Linked DNA regions of Homo sapiens: region 1 is linked to region 2. The links are chromatin loops, found by intact Hi-C in ENCODE. Cell type or tissue: PC-3. All regions are shown on one strand. Links, peaks and the distances in the headings refer to the core of each region. The heading gives the core; the rest is flanking DNA.

Evidence for each region. Hi-C counts contacts between places; a loop is a spot of excess contacts. Peaks named below come from ENCODE experiments on the same cell type or tissue, not always from the same donor. Only the 100,000 strongest peaks of a DNase experiment are listed, where the experiment ranks them.
Region 1: a loop joins it to region 2, with 2.9 times the contacts of the local background. A loop is called at or near these places in 3 of 110 quality-filtered maps.

The regions. Positions count from the first base shown.
Region 1 is chr3:79,163,799-79,173,168 of GRCh38, reverse strand. All of the region lies in intron 2 of ROBO1 (roundabout guidance receptor 1), which reads left to right. Among named protein-coding and RNA genes, the nearest start is that of MIR3923, 340 kb to the left of the region's middle. In PC-3, for the core only: no CTCF peak of the experiment used is centred there; a DNase peak (open chromatin) is centred at 4,948; H3K27ac peaks cover 1,420 bases.
Region 2 is chr3:79,357,895-79,367,264 of GRCh38, reverse strand. The region is part of intron 2 of ROBO1 (roundabout guidance receptor 1); the gene reads left to right. Among named protein-coding and RNA genes, the nearest start is that of MIR3923, 150 kb to the left of the region's middle. In PC-3, for the core only: a CTCF peak has its summit at 5,278 (motif pointing right); no DNase peak of the experiment used is centred there; H3K4me3 peaks cover 352 bases; H3K27me3 peaks cover 755 bases.

The DNA of each region.
Region 1 (9,370 bases), core at 865-8,864, 190 kb after region 2:
CTGTCACCTCTCAGTAGTGATTGTCTCCATTCATCACTGTGCATTGATGTGGACTGGTATTTATTTGTGACCATTGAACCCATGTAAAGCACTTCTGTTACTCTCATTGGTTGAGACAAAGACCTAGACCTCAACTTAAAGAGCCTTCAGTGTTATAGAGGCAGATATGAACACAACTGAAATACTGAGTTTAAAAGATGCTTAAAAATAGATATATAAGAAGTATCTTCTAGGAGCAGAGAAGAAAATGGTATTAACTTTTCCTGGGAGGATCAAGAGTTAGCACTTAACCCTAAGTATTAAATGTAAACAGAAATTCCTTGATCACAGATAAGGGTATAAAGGTATTCTAAACTAAAAGAACAAATGTCGTAAGCAAAATAAAATGTGCTTAAATGTATGACATATCCTAGAACTGGTGAGCATTTCAGTTTAGTCAATAATGCAGTGCTCAGGGTAGACACAGTAGAAGGGAATAGTTGGAAAGATAATTCAGGATCCAAAAAAAAAAAATTGAAAATAATGGTATACACACATATAATTGGAAAAAAAATGTAGTTTGTACTTTAATTTTAATACAACTTTATGTAAAGTTTCTAGGATTGTTCCAAATTAACAAAGCTGAAGACAATCTGTGATAATCCATCTTTGAAGGACTTTGAAATCAACTGTCCCTGTGAAGTGTGCTCTTCCTTACACGGGCAATCCAGGAAGAGCAACTTTCCAGGAATTCTCCCAAGGGGATGATGAAGTACAGAAAATTGAGACAAAAATTTTTAGAGATTTAGTTAATACAATAAAAATGTTTTACTTTTAGAGATAGAAGGAAATATTTTTCAATGTATTTGTTTGTATGCATTTATAGTCACTCATAATAACCTGCAATGATAGGAATTTGACCCAACTGGCTAAAACACATTTAGAATCAAAAATAGTTTCTCCTAAGTAACTGAAATGCTTTCATCTGATAAATATTTTGAATGAGTAGACCACAGGATCTTATTCATCAAAGTGATTAGAGGGAGGCTTAGAGCAAATTGAGGTACCTATAGAAATTTAATAGGTTTTGATCATTTTTGCTGTTGTTCTTGTTATTGTTGAAGTCTCCCTTTTGGCTTGATTTTTATGCCTCTACTTTTGTTTTACTTTATCACATACTTTAAATTTATATATTGTAGTGTTATATTTTATATATTCATATAATCAGTTTTATGGTTGTAAATGTTTTGATAATGGACTCTCCAAAGGAAAGCTGTTTGTGTGTGTTTAGTATAATACTGATATGAAGATGTGTACAACATAACTTATAAGTAATAATGTTACATATCATAATTTTATTATAGATTTCATATAGTCAATTGACTTTCAGAGAATATTTTTGTTAATTTTTCCTGACTTTTGTATCCATAACCACCCTATGAAGGTATTTCCAGTTTTAACATGAAAGTTAGTTGATTTTTTTTATGTAACAAGTAAGACAAAAGTGTACAACTAAAGATATATGCCAGAACTTCACTTGTTTTTCAATCACGTGAATGACTTGTTTATTTAAATGGTTAATAGTTGTTTAAGGAAGAATATTTTATCCCTTTATGTATGTGTGTGCTGTTTACAATGTAATCTGTACTGATGCAACACAATTTTAAGTTTAATCTGTTTTATAAATATTTTCTTCATCACTTTCTTAAATCTAGAATATCAACAAAAGAAAAAATTAAGCCCAGATTTTGTTATGGCTTTTTTTTTTTTTTTTTTGCAATTTTCATGGCATATATACTTGCACCATGGCTACTAATGTGACATCATCAAATGTCAAGTTGAGAAGAGATGCTTGGCAGCACACTCCTGCATAGTGTTTCTAGCACATGAATAAAATATACTAAAACAATATCAAGGACATAGATGATACTAACGATGAAGTAAAACAATTACAAAATTGTTACTTTCATAAGCTTTTTTAACATAATATGTGTAATTATTAATTTATAAGCTTTGTTTTTAACATAAGATATTTAATTATACATTTATATTATTTAAATAATGAATTTAAGTAAATTCATTATTGTGAATGAAATTATATAAAATAATAATTTTATAGAAAGTCATTATTATATAAAGTAACTTCAACGAATTTAAGAACTAACTCAAAATATCCCTGAAAAATCTATCAGTTGGCTCTTTTGAACTAGTACATCTGAATCCAGCACATGGCTACGTGATATTTTCTTCATTTCTGAATGAAGGAAAGGTATATATAAAGTAAATTACTCTGTTAAAAAGAAATGAACACAAGTATGAAAAATAAATTACTTCAGATTGATGCAAGTATTCAACATGCAAATAAAGTTGATGAAGAGTCAACTCTGTTCACCTCCTAACTGATTTATCCCTTAGCCTTCTTTGACCATTTACTGGCAGGCTTATTTAACATGTATTTAAATTCCTAAGAGAAAAAAAAATAACTTGTCTAATTCACTGGTAATAATAACATCTGTAACCAAATATATGTGTGAGGCAACATTTTTTACCTCTAAAATAGATTTACAGCAAATTTACAAAAATTTGTATTGCCTTAGTTTAGACAAGGAAAGGAAATTGAGTTTCATGTACAAAGAAGATAATAATTTTAAATTTAGGGGCAAGGCTATTTGAACATTTCACATATTTTCCTATCTTAAATGCAAAATATTTTAAAATTCTTAGATATCTAGGTAATGGAACAGATTGGTGGATTATGTTGGTATGTTTGCTTTACTTTACTTGGACTAATTTAAGAAGAGTGACCTTTGATTGTTAACTGAACTGGAAACACATTTAAATTTTCTGATAAATAGCAACCTAAGTAGCACACCATGGCCTCTGACAGCATTCATGTGTTAACAGAAATGAGTGGTGTGTTAACTGATGGAGTCCTTATAATGATTTCATCAGTAATTAGTAGGTAAATGAGGCCCTGGGATGAAAGCTTGAAGGTTCCATTTGCCCCTTTACTCTTGATTGGCACAATGGCCCTGAGCTCTAATCTAGTGAGAATATTTCATGAAAGAGCCCTACACTAGGATATGCAGATAGCTAAGACCCAGGCCTTGCACTTATTGTTTCCTTTGTTGTTAAAGACCAAGAGTGTGTTTTCTCTCTCTCGCTCTCTCTCTTTGACTATAAACGTTTACATTTTAGGATTTTTAACCTAAACATGTATTTACATTTTTGTACTTCAAAGCTCTGAATAATTTCAATGTTCAAATGTTTATAAAATTTACCTCTTTAAGTTAAGAGTTTTGTAGGCCCTATTCTTATTTTTATATACTCCATGTCCATAAATTGAGAGCATTCCTTTTATTATGCTTTTGGTATTAAGACCTAAACTTGTGAAATTTTGAATTGAGATAACAAAATGGGCATAGGTTATTTATTTTTCACCAGTCACTTATAACAGCTGTGATCCTAAAATGGTAACACCAAAGCTGAACCATTTTTATTATGTGGTTTTATTTTATCGTTAAGTACTTACACAATTTAACCACCCTAAGGGATCTTATTATAATGCCTACATCAGAGGATTTTATTTCAGGTTTCAACAATAATCTTCAGTCATGGAATATTACTATATTTTACATTGATTAAAATCAAGTAGTCCAAGTAATTACTCAGCTATCTGGATTTCATTTGAAAATTCTTCTGCCCTTGTAATATTAAGAAACGTGTGTGTGTGTGTGCATTTCTACAGACAAAACAAGCAAGGCTGAATAGGATAAAGTGGAATCCTATAGAATAATCTCAACAAGTAATTATTTATTGGCTATGATATGCCTGTGCGGCAAGCAAAAGAAAAAAACGACAAGAAATCTGTGCTTCCATCTTAAAGCCTTTGTATGGAATCTGCATTAACTGTTTGGAGGAATATAAAATTAATGTAGATTATAACATAATAAAATGAATATGTACTACTATTATATGTCAAGATCTTGAATCCAAATGTGCACTAATATGTACTCTTGAAGAGATCCCAGTCATCAATAGTCCACTTTCATAGCCTTGCTATTCTTTGGTTATCTAAGCTGTAGCTACACTGGATTTCTTTCAGTTCTTTAATAGTTCCATTATTCTTCCCATCTTATGGTCTTCAAAACTTGTTGCTTCTACATAAATCATTCTTTTCATTGCTGCAAACATTCTCTTTCCCCTTTATCTTTAGAATTTTGCTCAAATAATTCATCTTAATTCTTCAAGTTTTCAACTTTAAATGTCACTTTCTCATTTAGGATTTTCCTAGCAACAGTCTATTTCAATGTTCTAGCATTCTTTCATAACATCTATAATTAATTATTTGTATAAATAATAGTGATGCATTTTCCTCACTTTAATGCAAGCTCCTCTGAGGACCGGAACCCTTGATATATTATCTACTCCTGTATTTTAAGCTCCTAAAACAGTGCCTGAAATACAGGGGGCATGGAGTCAATGTTGCCTAACTAAGTAAATAAATGGAAACGTTGAAGTGACTAGAGATATTGAAGAGTTTGGGACACAGAAAACATGACTTTAACCTCCAAACATTAGAGAGAGACTTCTACAAAGGAAAAAGCAATATAAGCAAAATAGTAGGGGCAAACATTATACTAGGAGAGTTTGGAAACAGTAAAATGAACTAGCCAGAGTGGTGATATTAGGGTTTAGTGGAAGAAAGATAAAATGGGTATGCATTTTACCATGTTGGGTCAAAGGTCATTTTCAGAAAGCCAAGGAGTTTCTGCCAACTTTAGCTTTGAATTATGATATTTTCATCACTGATTTTTTTAAAAAGAAAAACTCTCTTAAGGATTTCTGGAAAAAAAAAATCTCCCTGGAAGAAACAGTATTTATTTAAATAAAGCCAAAGTTCCTGACTCAGCATCAAAGTATTTCTTTTAGCAGGGCGATGACTAAAGCTGAATGTTTCCTCTCATTGGGTAAACTGTCACTGTTGGCTCTTCTCCGAATACGCAATTAGCCAAATCACACACAGGCCGATAGGGTTGTGCCAGCAAATCTAAAGAATACTGTTAAGTCCAGTTTCTTTCCGTTCCTGGCTGTGCAGATTGCCTGAATCTATATTAAAGTATACATTCCCCAAAATAGCAAATAATGCTTGACCAACATGTGGTACAAGTTAAAAATAATTATTTTAATACTGATGATGATGATAGCTAAAAGTCTGTAGTTATCATCTGACAGTGACCATTCTAAATTCTTCCCATGCATATATTAACTGCCTCAATCCTCCTAACCTCTCTCATGAAATGGATGCTATTTGTATCTCCATTTTACAGATGAGGATGATTAAGTACAATGCATTCAAATAACTTGCCTGAGTCATGCAGATAATAAACCTCAAAACCAAAAATTCAAACCCAAGTATTCTGACTTCTGATCCCAAGTTCTTCAAACATCTTAATTACCAAGGCAGAATGCTCAGATTGGATTAGCAGAAAGATTACTAGTCATTGTAAGATCTGGAACAAAGATGTGAGATGAAGAGAGGATATTTTTGTTTTTATTTTTGCTTTTCTTTTTAATTGATAAAGCAGTGGTGTGAAGGGAAGTAACTAGTTGGGACAGATAAAAAGGAAAGTGCCCTCTTAGAAGGCAATTGCATAGTTTTATCATTTATATGAAGACAGTAGCCCCAAAATGATGACAGTCATTACAGGTGTTATAAAGATATAAGTTATAGGAATTTAGAAGAAAGGAACAGTGACATTGATTTCATGACAAAAATACAATGTGGATGTACACAAAGAAGTTTTACTAGAACAGAAGGCTAAATTCTCTGTGTTCCTCTTGCTAAGGAAGAAATTGCTGCCTTGCAACTTCTGGAATTTTGTTGGCACAAGCAAACAAAAATAGTGAAGAGTAAACAAAAAAACACAAAAATTTTAACTGCAAGAAAATTTACTAGCGTGAGTTTAGATGCTCTGGATGAATTAGGAAATGCTTTTGTGCTATTAATTTTCAAACCTAAAAGACCTTTCTTCAATTTTATAATCAATATTATCAGCAGTATCTTGACCTGGGAAAAATGAAGTGTTTGGCACTGGTTGTGTCTTTTAGGAAACATGATTAGGACATGATTTGAAATTGAGTAGCCAGAATTCTGACAGTCTTTGTTCTTAACATTGGAGACACGTGGATATGTGCACATCGCCTCAGGCATAGTGAATAGCAGTAGCATTAATTCAGAAGCCTAAGAAGATGTCTTTGGAATATTATTCCTCTATCCATAAAACTGTTAAGTGATTCATTAATTCAACAAATATTATGAATCCTTTACTGATTTAGGCACTGATAATACATTAGTGAACAAATTAAGAAAAATAGCGGATCAACGAGGTCAGGAGATCGAGACCATCCTGGCTAACTTGGTGAAACCCCGTCTCTACTAAAAATACAAAAAAAATTAGCCAGGCGTGGTGGCGGGCGCCTATAGACCCAGCTGGTCGGGAGGCTGAGGCAGGAGAATGGCGCGAACCCGGGAGGCGGAGCTTGCAGTGAGCCGAGATTGCACCACTGCACTCCAGCCTGTGCGACAGAGCTAGACTCCATCTCAAAAATAAAAAAAAAAAAAAAAAGAAAAATAGAAAACTTGCCTTCCATCCTGCAACTTACATTCTAGTGGGAAGATTTTATGAAAGTTGTTGATCACATAATTGAAATATATATAATGTATTTGTCTCTAAATTATTTCTAAAAAGAGGATTTCTTAAGTGCAGGAGATAATTCTACAAGAATAAAAAATCCAATTGAAGGTATAAGATGAGTAATGAATATTCAGTATCTGCAGTACCATCATAACCATCATAAATAATACAGCTGTCCAAAATTTAGTCAAGGGCAAGTTTGTAAAGATTCTCCAATTTCTATTTTTTTCTAACAGAAGTGAATTGGCTATAGGCATTAGATTAAGTATGTAATTTTCTGTGCCTTTATGATCTTCATCAAGTCTTACATTACTTTGGGGCATTAATAACTGTATTAGTCAGGGTTCAGTCAAAGAGAGAGAACCAGTAGAAGACACATTGCAATAGTAGAGACCTATTGCAATGAGTTGGTTTGCGCTATTGTTGGGGGTGGCTAGGCAAGTCTGTAATCTGTAGGACAGGCCATCAGGAAGGGTAGAGTGGAACTCTCCTGCATGGGCTGAAGTTGCTCTCCACAGGTGGAATTTATTCTTCCATCAGGGAAGCTTCAGACCTATTTTTAAGGTCTTTCAACTGATTGAATCAGGCCCACTCACATTATCCGGGACAATTCCACTTAATTAAAGTCAATTGATTATGGACTTAATCACATCAATAAAATATCTTCCCAGCAACTCCCAGATTAGTATTGGGTTGGCTATCTGGGGATTGAAGCCTATCCAAGCTGACATATCAAAAGAACCATCACGATAGATTATGTGATATGTGTATCTGGTCTGGTGCACATCGTGCCATTATAGATACCCAAATTCTGTAGGCTATTTCTTTAGGGTAAAACTTGAATTTTTGCAGTTTATAAATCCAGGGGAAATTCCGTTCTTTCAGGCTTTAAAATTTGTGGAAATCCTTAGGGAACCCATTGCTCCCCATTATTGGAAAATAGTACAGACGTTTTGACACTGATTTCTGATCTTCGAATCAGCTTTTTTCCAAAAGACTTTGTAGACAATCTCCTTCTGACAAATAATGGAAAAGTCTCTTGGAGGGGATACTGAGTTCACTCAGCACATTCCTAAGAATCTCAAACAGGTAAATTATTCTAATGCTGAAAGAACTCAACCTTGCAAAATGTCTCATAGGAAAATAATGTTGAAGTGCTCAGCTGATTACTTATAATGCCACATCTATGCCTGATATCTACATGTACAGAACTACTACAAACACTATGGTAGAGTAAGGTCTTCTGATCAAAACATGCTGACTCTAATAAAGTTATTGAGCTCCACTGTTAGCGTGAATGATAAATATTTATTGAACATCTTCCTGTGTGCCAGGCACTATTCTAGGCTCTCAGGATGCATTGATGAGTAAACAAATATCAAGAATTCCTGACCTTATGGCGCTTACATTCCAGTAATGTAGGCTGGCAGTGATGTAACATAAACAATAAGTATACCAACTAGATTTTAAAGCAAGTTAAAATGTGTTAAGTATCAGGAAAAAAAATGATAAGGTTAGGGGTGTGCAGTGTGACAGGATCTATTGTAATTTTAAATGCAGTAGTCAGATTTGCCAAGGTAATATTTGAGAAAAATGCAGAGGATTCAATAAATAAGCCATGCAGTTATTTGGAGAAAGTGCTTCTAGCTAAGACTACTTGTAGTGTGTTTGATAAACAGCAAGAAACCATTAGGCCACAACAGATAGAGCAAGGGGAGAGGAGTCGGGAATGAGATCAGAGAGGCAATAGGCAGCCCGTGAAAGTCCTTGTAGGCTGCTACAAAAATTACTTCTTTAATTCTGACATAATAGAGGAGATTGGACAGTTTTGAACAGAATGGTACCAGGACCTGAATTCTATTTTAATGAAATGATTAAGGATGTTATTTTAAAAGAATACTAAGGTGCAAAAGAGTAAATGAGAAAATAATTTCAAGCTATTGCAATAAAGCAGGCAAATGAGGATGGTGGGCTGGATCAAGATGAGAGTGATGGTAGAGGAGGAGAGACGTACTTATATTCTGGTTACATTATAAAGGTGGTGCAATATGATTTTGTATTTTCATCATATGATTATTTGACAGGTTACCTGTTGTCAAATGACATGAATCTCTGCTGTAAAAGTCTTACAAATATGTGTCCTTCTGATAGATTTCCTTCTCAAGCAACTGTGCTATATACTTTTGAAACCACATATTAGTACTCTAATTTTTCACTGCCTGATATAGTCTGCAGATATTAGAGACTATGTAGGGACTCTTGTTGAGTTTGTTGAAGGAATTGGACCACATTTATGTTATTAGCTGCTTCTTTAATAATTTACACTGTGTAATGTTGAGGACTCACTGGTTCTTTGTTTTAGTTCCCCCACCCTTGGACCATTTTAAATATCAAATTTGGCACAACAAAATGAGACCTTTGGAGGATTTCACTGTGATCTCCCCTTATAAAACAATTCCACACAGTGTCTTCCAAGGATTATTTTAATTGCAGGGTGAGATCTTACTGGTACATTTTTACAATATAATCATCAATGTCATTACCATACTAATGCCATTTGTAAAAATGTGGAAATCTGAAAATCGCACCTTCAATATTCCTAAGATTTAGAATCAGGGGATGCTGGAAGAAGTCATCTTATAATGACATTTGTTTATCTGTCTAAAGTACACAAATAAGTGAGGATTGTACTT
Region 2 (9,370 bases), core at 416-8,415:
CAGTCTCTAACTCCTTCTGATAGAGACCAAGGACAGTGAGTCAAGAGAAAAAAAAAATAACATACTATGTATGACACTTCCTGCATGTAAGATGTTTTAATTGTGTTCAGCTATTTAGGATAATTACACCTAATCACATAATTCCTGTAATTGGTGAAGTGACATAATTTAGATGTTTAACAAGAAATGTAGATTAAATAATTATAATGTATAGCTGCAATTTATGGATAATGATGGGCAGATTTTAAACTTTACAAAATAGTGTAATTTGAGCTTTCATGGAAATGTGCCTCACCATTTCTGTTTCCTATTTCTGACCAAGTGCAATAGCTCTGAAAGCTATATAATGTAAACTTAAGAGCTTCCCCCTGTTTCTAAGACATCCTTAATATAGAATATTCTTAAGAGACTAATGTGGTTTTAGCCTTTTAGCAGGAATCTAATATGAACTGAACTACCTTACAAGGAATTTAGGATTCCAGCTGTTTCTTCAGGGAAGTGAACGTCGAGAGGATTGAAAACTCGGCAAACATCATTGGCAAATGTGACCCTGGAACTCTCGTTCATGTGTTAATTAAATCATTGAACAAATATTTATTGGTGGCCGTTATGTGCCCTGTGTTGTGCCGGCCAAGTGCTGGGCATTCTATTTGGAGTTGCGTCCAAGAGAGCCAAGAAAAGAGAGGCGATGAGTAAGGAGGGCATATAAAACATTGCTCTCTTGCCAAGAGAGCACTAAGATAAGGGACTTTTAACATGGAGCTGAAGTTGTGAATTTTATGAGGACTTGCAGTAGAGTGGTGAATGTCAAAGTCAGAAAGAGGAGGCTGGAAACAGGGTTAGAGGTGAAGAGTACATTTCTTTTAAGTAGTTTCATGGTGAATCAGAAGAATGAAGTCAGACAAGAATACAAAATGGAGGCATTGAGTTTAAGAAAAACTATTGCCCTCCCATACTCCCAATGAATAGGCTTCCTTGAATCCTGTTAGGAAGAGTAATAAACAGCAAAACTTTGTCAAATCTTTCATGCCAAAATTTTCCTCATCCATTATTCGATCACCCTAATCATGTGAGGTATGTGCTATTATTATTCCCATTGTACAGGTAAGAAAACTGAGGTTTAGAGGGCAGTATCTTGCCCCCACTTGCTAAGTCTTAATACTAAGACTAGTAAAGAACTCCAGGTCTGCCTGACTCTGGAGTCAGCATCTCTGTAGGAAGGCTTTGTATAGGTAGAATTAAACATACAAGGATGAGAGTGCATAACCAAAAACTCCCTGTCCTGAGAAGTCTGGAAGAGATGTAACCCAATGGAAAAGTGGAGGGAGAAGCCTCAGTGAAAAGTAGTACTCTTTTTTTTTTTTTTTTGAGACGGAGTCTTGCTGTGTCGCCCAGGCTGGAGTGCAGTGGCGCGATCTCGGCTCACTGCAAGCTCCGCCTCCTGGGTTCACGCCATTCTCCTGCCTCAGCCTCCCGAGTAGCTGGGACTACAGGCACCCGCCACCACGCCCGGATAATTTTTTGTATTTTTAGTAGAGACGGGGTTTCACCGTGTTAGCCAGGATGGTCTCGATCTCCTGACCTCGTGATCCGCCCGCCTCGGCCTCCCAAAGTGCTGGGATTACAGGCTTAAGCCACCGTGCCCGGCCCTGGGAAAGTAGTACCGTTTTAACACGGAGAGTTAAAAATAGAAGTGCAGCTGCAAGTTGATAGACTCAATGGAGGGGGTTGGTAGCACTTTCATGTGAGGACTTTTACTTATTCATGAAGTTAGGGGATCCTCTGATGATAAAGCAGAGAGATGGAGGAGCCAAGATTTCTGACTAAGTAGCAACCGACGCAGAGTTCCCATGGGGCTATGATAGAAATGCATTTGTCTGTCCACATTCAGGACCAAGTTAAGCTTGCTGACATGACGTTAGTATACGTGTGAATTGGTACGGATGTGCAGGTGGAAAGGCCAAGAAGTGAACTGATACACAGTTGTGGCTTTGCCAAGCAGGTGAGAAAGAAGCTCAATGGCACAGAGATATAAAAAATGCTGGTGAAGGGTGGCTGTGGCCATTAGATGAAATTTGGATTCTAATCGTGAGAGGAAAGGAGTAAAGCATAGAGGGAACCAATAAGTAAACTACAAGTAGAAGATTCTGAGGACAGGACATTCTGATGCAATTCACGTACAAATATGTTTGGAAATTGAGGGGAAGAACTGAATATAAAGAAGTTGTAGCTATAGAGTGAGGAATGATTAAACATGCTCTTTCAGAACTCAGTCAGAGTGGAAGTTTCCCCAGGTATTCAGAAAGAGGGTATTCCCCAAAGAGAACTACTTTTCAGAAAATGTAGTCTTATGGCTTTCAGGGTTCTGTTGATACCTCAGTGAATCCTCAGTTAATTCGTCAGAAAATATGTAAAAGAAATACCCGTTTAGCAGGTATGCATGCTTATTTAAACATGTTAAACTAAAGTTAAGGTATCGGACGTATGAATCACTATTAAATGTTTTCAGAGTAGTTGATGTCAATGCCTTTTTTGATAATAAAAGTACTTTATTATAAAAACGTACCACAAAGGACCAAAAATATACAGAAACTGGATTGATTAATCCCTGCAAATTATAACCAGAGCTGCTTCACATTGTCACCTAAATAAGAAAATAATGGATTAAGGCCTGATTTGTGATAAGTAAATCACAGAGAAGAAAAGATTAATTAGTCAAGAGTAAGCAAAAGAAGTTGAAATTAGAGGAAAGGAGAAAAAACCTAGAATATGGAAAAATATATATGAGTGGCATGAAGGGAGGGTAATTAGCTGTTAAAACAAATGGAGATATTTCTGAAAAGTAATGATTAATTTCAAATGATGAAATCAAAATTATCATCAATCATTGAAACACAATATATAATAGAATTATGATAAATACATAATTATCAATGACTTGGAATTACTGTTTCCTATAATTTTTATATATATGTGTGTGTATATATATATATGTGTGTGTGTATATATATGTATATATATATATATACACACACACATTTATATAGTTTCGTTTTGTTTTTGACGGAGTCTCGCTCTGTTGCCCAGGCTAGAGTGCAGTGGGTGTGATCTCAGCTCACTGCAAGCTCCGCCTCCCGGGTTCACGCCATTCTCCTGCCTCAGCCTCCTGAGCAGCTGGGACTACAGGTGCGTGCCACCACGCCTGGCCAATTTTTTGTATTTTTAGTAGAGACGGAGTTTCACCATGTTAGCCAGGATGTTCTCGATCTCCTGACCTTGTGATCCACCCGCCTCAGCCTCCCAAAGTGCTGGGATTACAGGCACCTTTATTATATTTTAATCCATCAGATTTGGACCGTGGTCTATATGGTGAAAATTGCTTCTTGGAAAAATGACTGATTGCAATAATAATATATGTCATTATGTTTCTTATTATCATAAACTTGATACTGAGGCTTTCAAATTGCAAGTCACAATGAAGAAAGGAATATGAAAGTAAATGTGTCTGGATGTACACACCTGTGCTTATGTATGCACAAGACTGCATGCGTGTATGTGTCAAACCATGTATGTGCTTCTGTGTGTGTGCATGTGAATGCCTGTGGGTACATATGCATATGTTTCTGTGTGGAAGCCTAGAACTCAGTGAAACTGATATCTTTCTTTGCAAAGAGTTAGTAGTCGTGTTTTAATTATACACACATTAATTATACGGTCTTCCAGGAAAAATATGTTGAAAGATGTAATTCACTTTTGTTCCTAAATTATGATGTGTAATACAAGGATAGTCTATGTAAAAATGACTTCTTAAAAATTTTAAAATCCTGGTATCATAAATAAGAAAATGAAAAATAATTTAAACCTATATGGATAAAATGATAACAGTTCCATCCATTTCTTTCTTTCTTCATGTTTTGTGATCATGTTGAATTAGAGATACAAAAGGATCAAAGTGCTTGACTGGAGAGAAGAGAGTGTTTTAAGCAATACACAGACAAGGAAAGAAATCACAGCTGTTTCTGTGTTTCATAAGCAAACCAAGAAAACTCATCATGGCTAAGACTGGGAGCAAGAGAAGCTTTGTGTCTGTTCCTATCCACAGATTTTATGTGTTTCATAAAATCATATTGTTTCATTTTGCTGTTAGTGGCTGAGAAGAAAAGAGTGGCTCTCTCTTTTTCTGATAGCTCATTTAGAACATATGAAAGCTTTCCTCATCAGGCTGAGAAAATTACATCACTTAAAAACTCAGTCTTATGTACCCTTTCCAATCTGACTAGGAGAAAGTGTGGCATTTTTAGACATTAAGGCTATTTTGGATTCTTTTGAATTCCTCTAAGAGCAATTGGGTCTGATGCGATGGGTTTTTTCCTTATCTCCCGGGCTATGAAGAACTCTTTTATCATCCCAGCATTTGAGTTGGCAGAGTCCCTGGAATAGGTCAGAAAAAGCTCCTACAGAGATTTTTATATCACAGCATTGTTAGCTAAATTAATCCTTTTGCCTAGATTTTTTCCCTGAAGAGAAATTTCGTAAAGTTAATTGGAGTCTCAGGAAAAGGACTAACAAAAGGCAGAATTTCAGCTGGGTCAAACAGACTTATTATCTCAAAACCAAAAAAGATGAATTCTGAGGGAGCATACTTGGCTTTTAATACAATTAAAGCCTGAAAAGAAACTTAATTTTAATTTCATCAAGTCCACTCCATTTCCTTCAAGGAAAGACAGTTCACAAACATTTCTAGAGAGATACTTTTCAATCTTGTATTATTTAGGTTCTACAGTGGGAGAAATTATAGGTCCTTTTATAAAATCTCATAGTTATTGAATAGTTTTCTCAGTAACCTCTCCTCTTCTGTAGCTTAAATATAATGTTCTGAATTTTATCCAAATATTAGCTAGTTTCTCCCACAACACAACAGAGAAACAAATATTCCTTTTCATTCTAATTGTTACTCATAACCTTAAGCACATCCTGACACTGAAAATGCACTTCGATCTATTATTTTTAAAAAACTGGTTGTCGCTTTCCCTTCTGAGGTCTGGTTTATCCTTTAAAGCTACTGTCTTGTATCTTTCATTTGTTGTCTGTGTCTTAGATACACATAATTCCTCGTTAATTAATAATAATTAAATGTTAGACTTAAATTTTGGTGTAATTATCATAGGCTTGCCTCATTATTATACGAAGTCAACATACATCCTAAAATTCATATCTACCGTATGTGTGATGTAGATTCATGTCCGGCACTCTACTGAACTTTTATCAGGAGGAATAAGCTGATAACTAATTTTGCCACTAGATGGCACTAAGCTGCCTTTGGACGCTACTACCTTGGAAAACTTGCTTGAGAAAAATTATTTTTTAATCAAGAAATATACTTTTTAAATATTAAAATTTTCTAATTATGCATCTTTGTGGTATACAACAATTAATTTTCTGTCTAAAAGGGAGGTTACATTGAATAAAAAAGTAAGGTAAATACAATACTAGAAAATAATCACACTTGTAAGTATGCAATGAGTTTTTCATATGTGTAAATATCTGTTACGGCCACAATAAAAAGTTGAGAGCTCAAACAACAAATGAATATTACTCTTTTCTATACTGACATTTTTATCAGCCATCGCAGCGTATGCAGGAAGAGTTCGACATTGAATTTAAAATTTTCGTCCTTGCCAATCTTTATTAATGTCTTCTACAAAAACTGCTCACTGCTTTTGCTGGTATTAAATCGTTATTTAATGGTATTAAATCGTTATTTTGCTGGTATTAAATCGTGAGCTTAAAATATTAAGTTGTTTAATGGGCTCTGGTTATGCAAAATTTGGCTATTCACTTCTTTTCAGTGACAATATTTATTTGCTTTTCTCCTTTTGCTACCTATGACAAATCTCATAGTAAAGATGATTTTCCAGTATTGTATTTGCCTTACTTTTTGATTCAATCTGACCTCCTTTTTAAATAAAAAGTTAATTTTTATCTACTACAAAGATGCATAAGTAGAAAATTCTAATATTGAAAAAAAGATACGTTATACCCCACACATTAAGATTTATCATAAAATATATCAAAAAACATTAAAAATATTTATCTCAGGTCATACAACTATCATTTATCTTTCTGTGGACTAGTGATGGGTGGCAAATACAATATAGTAATTTTGTTTGTGATATGGCATGTCCATTAGATACCACAATACTTCAGACTAAACAAAGAATGTACATCAAGTTTCTTAACTCGAAGTTTTAATCAGAATTAACTGTACAAATGTTAAAACTATAGAAACCAAGGCTGCACCATGGATCAATTTATTGAATCCAAAACTATTGAGGTGAGCATGGCCACCTGCAGTGTTCAAAACTTTTAAGGGTAGCACTTATTTCACACTAGAGAAATAAGAACTGGTCCTCAGAGAGTTTGATTAAAGAGCATCATATTATCTAAGTGTTCCGCACCCTGGCTTCACACTTTGGAATATGGAGCCAGCTTTGTGAATTTGCTCTCAGCTCCTCCATGACCTAAATCAAGTTTCTTATGGCATTATGCTTCAGGTTTCCTAACTATATAATGATGACAATAAGAGCATCTACCTTATATGAGGTTGTTCTAAGAAACAAAGTGACTAATCCATGTAAAGTGTCCAAAACTTACTTAGCCCTAAATAATTGGTAAGAGCTATCAACTTCATCATCATCACCATCATCAATGTCATTGTTATTAATATGCAAAACTGTAGCTGTCCTCTATGTAGATGAGCTATAAATTTGTAGTATTTTTGCAATATTTATTTTATTTTCTTTTTTTATTAAAAAAGAAGGTGGAGAAAACAAAGAAAAAATTTAAAAGTACAAAAAAATTCTTCATAAATAATTTTATCAACTAATGTCAACAGAAAATTTAAAAACCTCAGAAAATTTATTCACGGATAGTTAAGAGTTGATTTCATGTCTTTTCCCTTTATAAAAAATCATCATTTGAGATTTGTTCATAACTTCCATTTATGAAAGTTAAAAAATGTATTTATGTAAATTTGATTTACATTCTGATATCACTAAGACCTTGAGACAATATGATGCTATTAAGACTATAACTAGACTCTTCTTAGAAGCATCTAGTAATTAAACCTTGCTAAAGTTTGAAGTTGGGCATGTTTGAACTCCATCCAAAACATTTGCAGAGAACATACAGTATAATCGCTCATGCTATTGTCTTGAGTACCACTGCCAGAAATAGAGTCCAAAGTGTATTCCACAATTTCCTCTGCCTGCAATTATCTTTCTTCTTTTATCTGGTGATGGAAGTTTTCTTCTTCCTTCAAATTTAGTTCAAGTATCACCAACTCCAGAAATCCTCCCAACAGGGCCTCAATCCACTTACTCTGAAGTCCAGCACGCCTACTGCCTTTTTGACCTCTTGAAGTATTTTATCTTATGCTTGGTATCTGTATTCCTGGCATCCTGGTGCCTACTAAAAGGAAATCTATTATTTTGATACTTAGGATTGCTTTCAATTCTTTTCTTAGGATATTTTATAATCCGAGAAGTGTTCAGATTAATAAAATGGACAGCTTCTAGATTATATGCTGAATGACTGAGGCTTCGATAATTGGTTTCATGGTTTACTGGATAGATTGAACAAATAATAAGTCAAATCTGGCGTTTAGAATGAAACAGAAAATATAACCTATCATGACAACTTGATCATTAGAACCCTTTAAACAAGATCAACATCAACCACCAATTCAGTTGACAAGAAATGTTTTTAGAAGCAATTATATACAGACAACATATGATACCAAGTATGGTGCCTCTTTGTTTGAAAGTTCTGTCAGTAATTGAATTAAGCAGCCTTTTGAGATTATTTTGACCATGTATGGAAAATGTATTTCATAATGTTTATTGTCCAGAATTTAGCCAGTTTTAAATGCTGACAGAAAGAAAGTAGAAAGGCTTTTTTTTTCACTTTATAAATTATAAGAGTGAGGTATGTTTTTGATGTTTATCAAGGAGTTAATTGATTCATTCACTGTTTCATCATTATATTGTTATAGCATGTTCATGTGTGATTTAGTCTCCATTAGATATTGCTAGAAAATTAATCTAGTTTAAGATACTCATTATGCCAGCAAAATGATCAGTTGGTACAAGCATTTTTATAATTAACTTACCCACATAGATAAATAAAGAGGTAATCTTATAGTAGCACAGAGGACATGATATGACTGGTGTCTGAAGAAACACATTTTAAATAGCAGTCATTAATTTATAGATGAACGTTTATAGGGAAAAAGCCCCCTCAGTTGGTGTTAAACCATGATATGTTGTCCAAATTTGCAGTAATTTTAAAGTTACGTGGCCAAAAAATATTCAGGACAGTAAAATACGTCAATAGTGCAGTGCATTAGTGACTTGTAATGGCAAAATGTGTGAAAGTGTGTCATTTTATATAATTGTGTGTGTCTTTCCTTATGCAGGAAGAGTATCATTCCACTCTTAAAATTATAGATTAAATTTGAGAAAAGAGGTATTTAGTTTAAATTCTTGCATTTCTGGAGTTTGTTTCCTTTTATTAAAATGGCAAATAGGTCTCAAACGTACAAGTACTGTTAAATGTATCCAGACGTCCAGCATGGGAAAACATTTAATAAAATTAAAGCACACCCAGACACACCTTGGATTCCCATACATATGTTGAAATCTCAAGACAGATTTACAAGAACAGAAAGTATTATCTGGGAGATCAACAAATAGAGGAAAGCTTCCCCAGTCACAAATCACTATTAACTTCTAACTGCTGCTGTGCTGGAAAACCATTTATAGCTTCTCAGGATATCAACGTCTTCCTAAACCAAATCCAAAGAGGAGACACAGACTGAATCAAATAAAATCTTTCCTCTGACCTTTGCTTATTCCTTTGGACCCCGATGACTTAACACTTAAACCTGAATCATATTGCATTTCCCTGTGTCAATATGAATAGCCGTATCTATATGTAATGATTATTTTATGCCAAACACTATTCTTAGTGTTTCATAGTTACTAAGATGTTTAATTATTGTAACATCCCTATAGATAAATAGTATTTTTTCACAATTTCATTTTATAGATAAAGAAATTGAGGCAAAGAGAATAGCTTACATGACCAATGTCACATAGCTATGTAAGTGACGAAGCCAGAATTTAAACCAAGAAAGTCAGCTCCAGAGATCATGCTCTTAACCGATATTCTAATCCACCTAAAAAACACACCATCAGACAAACCCCAATTTTGTATTTCTTTCTGGGAATAGAAAGAGACTAAAAAGTTGGTATGTAAAATGCTATCCCCCCATTAATTTCATATTTTATTTCTTGTTTCCACTAATCCG